4 separate regions of the Homo sapiens genome follow, and regions 1, 3 and 4 are each linked to region 2. The links are chromatin contacts, found by Hi-C or POLR2A ChIA-PET in ENCODE. All regions are on one chromosome and are shown on one strand. Each heading gives the region's core, a stretch centred on a gene start or an enhancer-like site at or near the end of the contact. The rest is flanking DNA. Distances are from core to core; before and after follow the strand shown.

Region 1 (2,700 bases), core at 118-2,617, 1.0 Mb before region 2:
TGCCTCAGTCCCCTGCAAGGAGCTGGAACTACAGGCATGCGCCACCCAGTCCGGCTAATTTTTGTAATTTTTTGGAAGGGGACCCAGTTTTGAATTAGCTTCTGTTGTTTACTTCGGATAGCCATGGTGGAGCTGGCAGAGATTTAGGGGATACTAAACACCCCTACAAATCACGCCTTGAAACCCCCCGTTTCAGGGAGAGCCGCTGGCGAAGGACTTGATGCGCAGCCGCAGCTCGGAAGCGGGGGGCTCCCCTGCGACACCTCCCCGCTTCAGGGGCGGGCCCAGACCCGCGGGGAGGGGCATGGGCGGGGCCGCGGCTGGCTGGCGGCCGCCGGGGCGGTGCTGGGGAAACCCTTGGCGCCCCCGCGGAGCGGTCCCAAGGAGGGGGCGGTGCCTGGAGGGATGGTCCGCCCCGACTGCGGGTTTCTAGCCCTCGCGTGGCGTGGGGACAATTAGGCGCCACGCCCTGTCGCTTCACTGCGCGACGCTCGCGAGGCCGGGGACGCCACTCCCAGACCGGGCGGGACGCGCACGCTCACAGTGAGGTCTCAAAAGATCCCCACCTCAGTTTTCTCATCTGGAAAGTGGGGCCTCGTAATCCTGTCCGACCCGGCGCGGGACAGTAGGTGTCAGGGATTTTGGTGACCCCACGCTCGAGGCCTCTGCAAAAGGGGGCTGTCCAGTGGCCCAGAGACGCAGCCGGCGGGGCTTTTGTCTAGCGGGGGAGTCTTAACTGAGAGGCCACGCAGGCCGGCAGGAAGCCGCTCCACAGGAGGGGGCTCAAGGAGAGGGGATCTCCTCCCTCCAGACTCCGGCCCCGCCAGAGTAGCTCTAGGGTATCTTCCCAGAAACTGCCCCGCACGCACTGGCGAGCTGGGAGCGCCACCACGGCTTTCAAAAAACCCGCACACACCAAGATAATAATGTGTCGTTCGCTCGTTTCGCGCAAGCGGAGTCGCGTCCGCCTTCCCGAGCTCCGGCACACAGACCTCAGGCCGCTCTCGCGCTCTCCGGGGCCCCGAGAACAATGCCCGTCCTCTCCGCGCGCAGGAGGGAGTTGGCGGACCACGCGGGGTCGGGGCGACGGAGCGGGCCCAGCCCCACGGCCAGGTCGGGGCCCCACCTCTCGGCTCTGAGAGCCCAGCCGGCCCGGGCCGCGCACCTGTCAGGTCGGGGGACCTACGTGCGCCGCGACACGGCGGGAGGCGGGCCGGGCCAGGCTCGTCCCCTCGGCCCTCCCGGAACTAGTCTCCTAGGCCGCGGCGCCCGCCGGAGCGGAGAGGGCTGGTGCCCCGGAGCCTTCGAGTCGGGGGCTAGAGCGGCCAGGCCTCCGAGCCGGGTCGAGCCGAGGCTGGCGACGGCTGCGTCACGCGAGGGGGCGGGGCTGCCACGGGCGGAGGTCGCAGCCGGAAGCGGAAGAGGCGCTCGGAGCGGGGAGTGGGGCCTAGCTGCAGCCGGAGCCTGGGAGACGGTAAGTGTGGGCTGGGGTCCGCGGCGGCGACAGCGGCGGCGGCGGCCGGGGGTGAGTCGGCGGGGCAGGCGCGCTGGTGCCATTCGGTCTCGGCCTACTCCCTTTCTTTCTCCTCTTCGGCCCATATCGGGCCGCGACCTCTCACCCCTGACCCGCTGCTTCTGCCCCGGAGGGCGGTCACTGCAGACCCTGACCTCGACCCCACGGTGTTGAAGGCGGAGCCTGAACGGCCTCTGGGGCCGCTCAAGGGTCCAGTTTGGGCTCTGTGCCTGCCCGCGGAATGGGGTCGGGGTCCGACGTAGAAGAGCCAGAGAAGCCCTTCAGACCCCTCCCCTACCCCTGGCTTCAGGCTTAGTCCGCAGATGACTCCTCCCTTGGCGGCCTGGAGTTTGATTCTGGCCCAGTCCGGCTTTCCCTCTGTCCCCGGGTCTCCCCTCGGCGCCACTGGTGGCGGTTACAGGGGATGGGACTCTGAGACCCCCTGGGACCTGGGGCGGCAGGAAGGGACGCGAACGAGGGCGCAGGCTCCCCTGTGTGTTTTGTTGTGGTGGTAGAGCCACTCCAGCCCGGAGGATGGGCTAGGCCAAGCTGACAGTTCAAATCCCCTGGCTGCTCCTCCGTCCCGCCCGGGAGTCTCTAGCTTTAGTTCCGGGTGTGGGTGCCCTGATGTGGAGCTGGGGTGGAAATTGCCTGAACCAGGCCCCCATCAGAGGCGGAGTTGGCGGCCTTCCAGCTTCCCTTCTTGATGCCCTTGAAAAGGAGGAGCGTTTCACCGTTGGTGGTGGAGGCTTGCGAGGTGGCAGGTTTGAGGTTGCAGTGGTAGGGCAGTCCAGCCAAAAATAACCATGGGTGCTGGGGTGGCTGGAATCCGGGAGGGCAGCCGCTGACCTGGCTGGCTGCACTTCTAGTCAGCCCAGTTCTCTGGCCAGGAACAGCAAATGAGAAGCCGACAAGGCCTGTGCTCAAAGTTGACATCCTTGGCTTGGTTTTCTTCATATCACCTTTTTCCTCATTGTGCAGAGCAGAGCTTCCCAAAGCATAATTGTGGCCTTTAGCTGCTTTTTAAACAAGCTGTTTGCTGAGGTTTTCGAGAATCAGAGATAATTGAGAAATGGGCCCTAGAGCCCTGGCTGGGAGGATGATATCTGCTATTTCCAATATTTTACTTGCCTAGAATGTGTTAAAGGAAGGATACTCTTCTCTGTTATTGCTTTGTGTGTGGTACC
Region 2 (2,700 bases), core at 174-2,673:
AGGCCTATCATGCACTATCTTGGTGTGGGCTCCCGCTCTGCCAAGAACCACACAACCTTTGAAACTGATGTCCTGGGCCTGGCGCGGTGGCTCACGCCTGTAATCCCAGCACTTTGGGAGGTTGAAGCGGGCAGATCACCTGAGGTTAGGAGATCGAGACCATCCTGGCTAACACAGTGAAACCCCGTCTCTACTAAAAAAAAAAAAAAAAATACAAAAAAATTAGCCAGGCATGGTGACGGGCGCCTGTAGTCCCAGATGCTCGGGAGGCTGAGGCAGGAGAATGGCTTGAACCCGTAAGGCGGAGCTTGCAGTGAGTCGAGATCGTGCCACTGCACTCCAGCCTGGACTTCGTCTCAAAAAGAAAAAAAAAAGAAAAACTGATGTCCTGGATACTGGGGCGGTTCCTTTACCTTCCTTCAAGGCTGTTCTTGGCGGGTTCCTGCTGTTTCGTTTTGTTTTTTCTTTGTTGTTGTTGTTTTTTTTTTGAGACAGAGTTTCGCTCTTGTTGCCCAGGCTGGAGTGCAGTGGCATGATCTCGGCTCACTGCAACCTCCATCTCCCGGATTCAAGCGATTCTCCTGCCTCAGCCTCCCGAGTAGCTGGGATTACAGGCACGCGCCACAACGCCCGGCTAATTTTTTTTGTATTTTTAGTACAGATGGGGTTTCACCATGTTGGTCAGGCTGGTCTCAAACTCCTGACCTCAGGTGATCCGCCCACCTCGGCCTCCCAAAGTGCTGGGATTACAGGCGTGAGCCACTGCGCCCCGCCGGGCTCCTGCTGTTTCAACCCATTCCTTGGATGGTGCTGCCTCCAAGTGTTCGGACCTTAGCCCCAGGTGGTCTTAGCACCAGTAACCCCCGCTCCAACTCCCTAAAGTCCGACCCGCCCCAGGCCCCGCCCACGCTCCACCCTCCCTCCCTGTCTAGCCCCCTCCCCCATCCCCTTCCCCCTCCTTCGCGTCTCCCCATCCGGCGCCCCCGCCTCGCGTCCCCTGGGTCCGCATCCTGGCAGCCTCCGCGTTTCCCTACCCCTGCTACCGGGCTCCAGCCCCGGGGACGCTATCTGCTTCACTCGGCCGTGCGCGCCGCCACCGCCCCGCACTGCCTTTTTCTAGGCATGGGGTCATCTAGGCCATGCATGATTCGCCCCTGCCCCACAGAAGTCCCTGAGGGGTCCTGGCCGGACAGCACGGAATAGAAGAACGGAAACTCTCCCAAAAGGAGTCCCAGGCCTGGCTCTATCCCTCCAGATGACGTCCCAGGAGGCCAGAGTGCAGGGCCGGCCAGAGGGAGTCACAGTCCGGCACCGAGAGGCAACTCGGCAGCTGGCGGGGCCCGGGCTCGAACCCAGGGACTCACCCAAACCGAGGTGACCGTCGCACGCGCCGCCGCCACCGGGGCCGACGAATCACCTGCCCTGGGAAGCTAGGTCCGCCCTCCCCCCGCCCCCAGCTGCTGCCTCACCGCTGGGCCCACAGGCCTCGCGCCCTGAGTTTCCGGCTCCTCCCTCCTTTGCGAACGCTGGGAGTTCCGTTGCCTACAGGCCGTTATTTCCGCCTTCAACGGCTGGGGCATTTCCCATCGGCTAGGGAGGGGGTCTTCTTGCATTTGCTTTGCACTGTCCGGGACTCTTCCTGCTAGATGACTTGACCAGGCCGAGGCCTCCCTCCTGAACACAAGCTCTTCGGGGCTCCTTTCGCCAATGGGAGGAGGCTGATCTTGTGGCCGGGCATTCAACGCCCTGGGCCCTGCCGCCTCCCGCAGATCTTCCCGGGCCTTAGGGCTTCACCTGGAGTCCCCTTCCCCTCTTGGGCCCGTGCTCTTAAACGGGCAGTGCCAATTGCCTGGATTACTCCAACTAACCCCTCACACCCAAGTTTCAGACACAGACCTTCGCTCCCCCACTTGCCCTTAACAAAAGCAGATACATACCTCGATTACTGCCTGTTTGCTGCTTTTGCGAGCTTCTTTCCCACTCGGCTGCGGGCTGAGCAATGGTAGGGACCTGGCTTGATTCCTATTTAAGTAGCCAGAGTCCAGCACAAGGGATGGCGCTCAGTAGACCCTGCGTGAAGGAATGATTAAATTGGTGCAAAAGACTAGGGTAAGCGGCAGAGATTTAGGAGATTAAGTCCTGCCAGGGTGTAGCCTCTGCAGGGCGGGAAGGCTGAGATTACAATTTTAAAACTGAATATTTATTGAATGCTTACATTCAGCCAATCCCTGCTTCACACCCATCATCTCATTTAATTTTTTTCCTTTTTTTTCTTTTTTAAGCCAGTAGATATTAACTCTTAATCATGACATGAGGAAGTAGACACACTGAAGCTCAGAGAGGTTAAGTAATTTGGCCAAAGTAACACAGCTTTCAAGGAAAATGTTTGAATTTGCTGAAAGTTTGATGTATAGGGAAGTTGACTACCGATGTATGACAGAAGCAAAGTATCCACCTTTGGCACATTTTGCGTCCACGGAATGCTAAAATTTGGACTTGTGTATTTTATGCACATTACACCATACATTCAGACTAAAAAGAATAGGAAATTAGGCTGATGAAAGGCTATTACTAGACTGGTAAAAAGGGTTCTGGGGCCCTGGAAGGCCAATTTTTCTGGACGTGAGATTTTTTTTTATTTTTTTGAGATGGAGTCTCGCTCTGTCGCCCAGGCTCTGGAGTGCAGTGGCGCAATCTCCG
Region 3 (2,700 bases), core at 13-2,512, 1.2 Mb before region 2:
AGGCCGCGGAGGACGGATCACTTAAGATCAGGTGTTTGAAACCAGCCTGGCCAACATGGTGAAACTACATCTCTACTATAATAGAAAAAATTTGCAGGGCGTGGTGGCAGGCGCTTGTAATCCCAGCTACTTGAGAGGCTGAGGCAGGAGAATTGCTTGAACCCGGGAGGTGGAGGTTGCAGTGAGCCGAGATAGCGCCACTGCACTCCAGCTTGGGCGACAGAGACTCCGTCCCTCCCTGCCCCACCCCGGCCCCCCAGAAAAAGACCTCTTCCAATACCTCTAAACCATCTATATAAATTAAGTCTAAACTTCATCGCCTGGCTTACAAAACTCCCTGCCAGCCTCATTCCCCAACAGAGCCCTACCCCTGCAAAGGACCTCCACAACATGTAAGTACACACTCATAACAAAGCTCTCCCCTATTTTACACCTCTGCTCATCTAACTCTGCATGTAATTTCTCTTCCCTTTTTGGCCTTTTAGCAAACTCCTACCGAAACCAACACAGATTCAATAACCTCAGTCCCCTCTCTTTCCTCTGTTGTTCCCACATCCCCTCAGAACAAAAGGGCTACAAATATCTGCTTGCCCCCTCCTCCACCCCAATTCTTGAATGCCCTTGAAAACAAAAGACTAAAGTTTTCTTCATCCTTGTCCCCATACCTGGCATACATGGAACCCCAGAAAATAAATCAGAAACTCTGACGGCGGAAGAATCTTGCAAAGCAAGATAAGTTCTTGTTATAGTCATCATTATTGCTTCCAAAGAGACCTCTGATAGAGAAGAGGAAAGAAAAGGCTGTGAAGCTGCCTAGCAGACCTTCAAGCATCCTCAAGGTATCTTCCACCTCAAGTTTATGCCAGAAGGAGGTCGTTTTATATACCATGTCTCACTTAATCCTCACAACGGTTCCCTAAGGCAGGCATTAGCCACATTTTAAAGATGAGGGAAGCAAGACTCAGTAAAATCACTGGCCCAAGGTCACAGATCGCTAGTAATGGGGCAGGAACACTATCCGGTGGCGACCTCACCGCTCCAGTGGGACCAGCTACTTGGCTGACACACATCGAGCCCGCGCTGCCCAGGGCCCCAGCGCCCTCACCCGTCCCGCGGAAGGAACCCGGCCGCACTGCCGCCGGTGTAAACACTCACTCTGGCCCTCTCGCCGGAAACCGGAAATTCCGCGCTGCATTCTGGGAGTTGCAGTTCCCGCTGTGGCCCCCCGCCCCCTTATAAACAGCCAGTCTACAAGAGGCGCTAGTTGCAAAGCTTCCGGTTCTGGGGGAAGGCGTGGCTTCCGCGCTCTTTGAAATGTCCGGCGCCGGAATGTCTGGGTGCTTTGGTTGGAGAGGGTCCCATTTCCAGTCATTCTTCAGCCTGGTGATTCCCGCGCTCCCCTGAGGAGCATATGAAGTACGTCGGTTCTGCCAGGTTGGAACGCGCTGCTGGACACTCGGCCGTAAGGCGGATCCCGGATCCCCTCCCACTCCGACCCTTCCCTCCAGAAGGGCCGGTTCCCAAACGGCCCCTTTAGACACATCCAAGCGGTTGCCGACGGCCCTCACGATGAAAACTGCTGTCCGTTGGTGAAGGCAGCCTCTTCTGTGCTCCTCGCCGCTGACTTCCTGAGGCGGACCTACCTGTGGAGGCATACCAGGAACCAGACGATGACCCCCTCCAAAAGTTGGGTCTTTGAGGAGAGCTACTAACTTGGGTTCCTGGTACACCCTCTACATGCAGTGGTGAAGCTTATCTAACAGTCATTCATAGAATCAGTTTGGGAAGGGGAATTTTCACTGAACTCTCATAGAGAAACTGTGTTTTAGATAACAGAAAGTTCTGCACGGTTAAAATGGAACAGAAATTTTTTTGCACAGAAATTAGGATTACCGAAAATACTGAAGAAAGACTACCTCTGATTGGACTCTTCTCAAGGAATTAATAATTCAAGAACTAAGGAAAGAAAAAAGTGATTATATGAAAATACTGAAGTTGATCGTAGCAGCTGAAGGCTGATCCTGTGTGGGTAAATGTAAACGCTGAATTCCCACATTCCAATGTGCGACCTGGGATTAAGGCAGCAATTGAGCAGGGTAATGTTACTGAGGAGAGCGAACAGATCGCAGGATCTCAGAAGGCCTAACATTAAAGGCAGATCACCCCTCTGTTCTCATAAGTTATATGGGGAGTTTTGAAATGGCTTTCACTGTCTTCAGGGAGTTTATCTTCAGGATAACTCCCATGTATGTTGTGGGCGCATTAGGAACCCATGGCTGTTCCCAAAGTCTCCCTTTCCCATCCTACCCATTTTTAGATATACCCCCTCTTTCAGTAATCCTTCCTAACTAGACTTCTTTAGACTCCTTCCTCTCCTGCCTACTAAGTTACTTGCACCTGAGCTCCATAATTTATCAAAATTATATATTGTGAATACTTTCCCAGTTCATGATTTTTTTTTTACTCTTAATGGTATTAGATAATTTAATTTCATTTTAAAACTTTTTTTTTTTTTTGAGACGGAGTCTTGCTCTGTCGCCCAGATTGGAGTGCAGTAGTGGCCGATCTCGGCTCACTGCACCCTCCGCCTCCCGGGTTCAAGAGATTCTCATGCCTCAGCCTCTTGAGGAGCTGGGGCTACAGGTACCTGCCACCACGCCCGGCTAATTTTTGTATTTTTAGTAGAGACGGGGTTTCACC
Region 4 (2,700 bases), core at 122-2,621, 1.2 Mb before region 2:
ACTCCCACTTGTCCGCAAAGACAATTCAAGAGTCCCTTGGAGCAGCCTGTTCGCACCTATGCACTCACACAGCACCTTGTTTGTTTAGACCCGCCCAGTGCCTCACAGCAACCCCATCTGGGTTCACTGTCAGAGCTCTGAGCCCACGGGGCTACTCGTCCCAAAGGCATACAGCATGTCCCAACATCTGACTTCGAAGCTGGGACAGGCCTGGCTCCGGGAGGGACAGAGGCTTCTACCTGGGGTAGCTGAGCTGTCCAAAGAAGTTTCAGCCATGTCGAGCCCCTGGCGTTGCCGAAATCCCCCACCCCACGGTGCCACAGCACCAGGGCAGCCCCTAGGAAAAGCCAGCCCCTCAGAGGCCCTGTGCTAAAGACCAGAAATTGCCCCTGGGTCTCCGCAGGAGTTCTGCAATGGGGAAGTGAGCCCTCCTGAGGCCTGGCTGGCAGGAGGCTCTTCAAGGCCAGCATCATGTGGACTTCCCCCAACCACTCGCGTTTCTGCACAGCAGCCACGGAGACCTGGGGGCTGCTGAAAAACGAGATCAGAAGGCAACGTCAGCCTGAGTGGGCTGAAACCTGAGATGAGGAAATGAGAAGACGTCAGGGGGCTGGAGGACATGGGTTTGAGGACAGCCAGCACCCAGCACTGCAGCTGAGGCCTCCTGAGGGAGCCAGAGGGAAAGCAAGTCCCCTCCCTGCGGCCTGAGTCTCTGCCAGTGCCCAGCACTCCCAAAGGATCCACCCCAACCTGAGAGACCCCAAAGACATTGGAGCAGCCCCAGACACCTCCTCCCAGGGCCACAAAGGCCCCTGACAAGCCCACAGCAGTCCAAGGCCTCCAACTGGAGTCATCTTTGGTAAATCTGGGGCCCATCAGCACCCACTGCCCTTCCTGGTGCCCTAAGCATGCTGGCAGGGGGACTGGAAACTGCATCCCAGTTTGCAGTGGGTGTATGTCTCATACACCCACAATACCTGATGTGGGCGTGACTCACCTTGGGGACCTGTGAGTCAATAAGGGTGTATGAGTAAGGGGCAGAGCATTTCAACTTAGTCCCATAGCACATGAGCTCACTAAGCAAACATTACCTATGTCTAGATTTGGGGCCAGTCACTACCCACTGGAGGCTGTGGGCTCCAAGGTATGGCAGCAGGGGAGGCCAGCCAGGCTCTGCCCAGCTTGCCCCTCCTTGTGAGGACGGACCCAGCCAGGCCTCCCGCATCCGCCCTTAGACTGGGGGACCCTGGGTGGGGGTAGAAAGGGGGACTGAAAGTGGTGTCTGGAGTTAAGCCCATCTCCTCATCCCCCACCATGGGGATCAAGATGGGGGCTAAGAGTCACCCCACCACCACCCCAACCCACTCTGAACGCAAAACAGAAGGGGACAAGCAAAACAGAACTGAAACTGGGCAAAGGAGAAACAGGTCTGGGCCCGCCCCAGGGACCTCTGTATCTCACCCCTTACCCATACACATCCTGACCAGGGCCTCTCCCCCAGCCTGGGAAAACCTTTCAAGCTTGGCCCTCTCTCACCTGGGCTCTCTCAGCCTCCTGCCCTCCCCCATCTTCCCTGCTCCCAGCCTCATGCTGCCCCAGGCCTCACCCCATCAGAGCTAAAAGGACCCCAGGCTGGGCATCTGTAGATCAGGGATCTGGTCTCCCTCTGCCACTACCTTTTGGGATGACCTTTGGGAAGTCATTCCCTTCTCTGAGCCACAGTTTCCTCATCTGGCCTGGGCTGTGGGCATAGAATCTGCAGGTGAGGGCTCTAATGGGTGAGTTTCAGGCCAGGCTGAGACTTTTCACATTATAACACTGAGGCACCCAGCACCTTGACTACCACTCATCCTGGGGACTTGGGAAGGGACAGAGGCTGGGATTGGACAGTAACAGCCAAGACCTTCCCAGGGCACAAACGCTGCCTCCCTGAAGCCTGCCCTGACTGTCCATGCAGGTCACTCCCATCACTTCACCTCCTCCTTCCCTCCACTCAGCACCAGCCACCACTGGGTCACATCTATGTCCCTTTGGCTCTGCAAGAGCAGCCTGGACCCCTGCATCCCCTACCCCAGCACAGGCCTGACACCAAGCAGGGGCTCAACAAAATATGTGTTGAAGGCCAGGCACAGTGACTCATGTCTGAAATCTCAGCACTTTGGGAGGCCAAGGCCAACAGATCTCTTGAGTTCAGGAGTTCGAGACCAGCCTCGGTAATGTGGTGAAACCTCATCTCCACAAAAGATACACAAAATTATCTGGGTGTGGTGGCATGCACCTGCAGTCCCAGCTGCGCGGGAGGCTGATGTGGGAGGATTGCTTGAGACCAGGAGACGGAGATTGCAGTGAGCCAAAATTGCACCACTGTATTCCAGCCTGGGTGACAGAGCAAGACCCTGTCTCAATGTCTCTCTCTCTCTCTCTCTCTGTGTGTGTGTGTGTGTGTGTGTGTGTGTGTGTTGAAAGAATAAAGGCAGAGAAAATAACAAGTGTTGGTGAGACTGTGGCAAGATTAGAGCCCTCACACTCTGATGGCGGGGATGTAAAATGGTATCACCTCTGTGGAAAGCAGTTTGTCAGTTGCCCAAAACGTTGAACACAGAGTTACCATGGGATTCTGCAGTCCCACTCCCAGGTAAATAGATGTTCCAAAGAGTTGAAAACATCTGATCACACAAAAACTTGTACACAAATATTCAT

The links. Hi-C counts contacts between places; a loop is a spot of excess contacts on that map. ChIA-PET counts read pairs that join two places held with the same protein, here RNA polymerase II (POLR2A). Pooled maps may share reads with other maps.
Region 1: a pooled map shows a loop between it and region 2 (13-fold over the local background). The contact joins the promoter of CLK3-AS1 here to the promoter of SNUPN in region 2. A Hi-C loop is called at or near these places in 1 of 37 single-sample maps with no recorded cell type and 8 of 50 pooled maps. POLR2A ChIA-PET finds 5 or more read pairs at or near these places in 2 of 52 experiments (WTC11 and naive thymus-derived CD4-positive, alpha-beta T cell).
Region 3: a loop to region 2 is called in a map of CD4-positive, alpha-beta T cell, with 4 times the contacts of the local background. The contact joins the promoter of UBL7-DT here to the promoter of SNUPN in region 2. A Hi-C loop is called at or near these places in 1 of 168 maps with a recorded cell type or tissue (CD4-positive, alpha-beta T cell) and 7 of 50 pooled maps. POLR2A ChIA-PET finds 5 or more read pairs at or near these places in 1 of 52 experiments (CD8-positive, alpha-beta T cell).
Region 4: a pooled map shows a loop between it and region 2 (4-fold over the local background). The contact joins the enhancer-like site here to the promoter of SNUPN in region 2. A Hi-C loop is called at or near these places in 1 of 37 single-sample maps with no recorded cell type and 2 of 50 pooled maps. POLR2A ChIA-PET finds 5 or more read pairs at or near these places in 1 of 52 experiments (K562).

What each region holds. Positions count from the first base shown.
Region 1 is chr15:74,614,425-74,617,124 of GRCh38, forward strand. CLK3-AS1 (CLK3 antisense RNA 1) reads right to left here and starts at 1,368. Exons shown (of 9, transcript XR_007064715.1): 1 at 1-1,368. CLK3 (CDC like kinase 3) reads left to right here and starts at 1,412. Exons shown (of 13, transcript NM_001130028.2): 1 at 1,412-1,474. RefSeq lists silencers at 187-506, 927-1,466 and enhancers at 1,555-2,166, 2,167-2,700.
Region 2 is chr15:75,624,302-75,627,001 of GRCh38, forward strand. It overlaps SNUPN (snurportin 1), which reads right to left and starts at 1,424. Exons shown (of 9, transcript NM_005701.4): 1 at 1,365-1,424. RefSeq lists a silencer at 903-952 and an enhancer at 1,603-1,792.
Region 3 is chr15:74,460,003-74,462,702 of GRCh38, forward strand. UBL7-DT (UBL7 divergent transcript) reads left to right here and starts at 1,263. Exons shown (of 4, transcript NR_120377.1): 1 at 1,263-2,025. UBL7 (ubiquitin like 7) reads right to left here and starts at 1,158. Exons shown (of 11, transcript NM_032907.5): 1 at 1,035-1,158. RefSeq lists enhancers at 1-243, 399-1,245, 700-789, 1,080-1,229, 2,177-2,677.
Region 4 is chr15:74,396,125-74,398,824 of GRCh38, forward strand. No RefSeq gene overlaps it. Among named protein-coding and RNA genes, the nearest start is that of MIR6881, 14 kb to the right of the region's middle. RefSeq lists enhancers at 137-206, 227-296, 347-696, 378-1,577, 747-946 and 3 more. Within about 2 kb of position 1,372, at least 9 of the 41 ENCODE cell types and tissues checked have a DNase peak (open chromatin) inside an H3K27ac peak, as active enhancers do.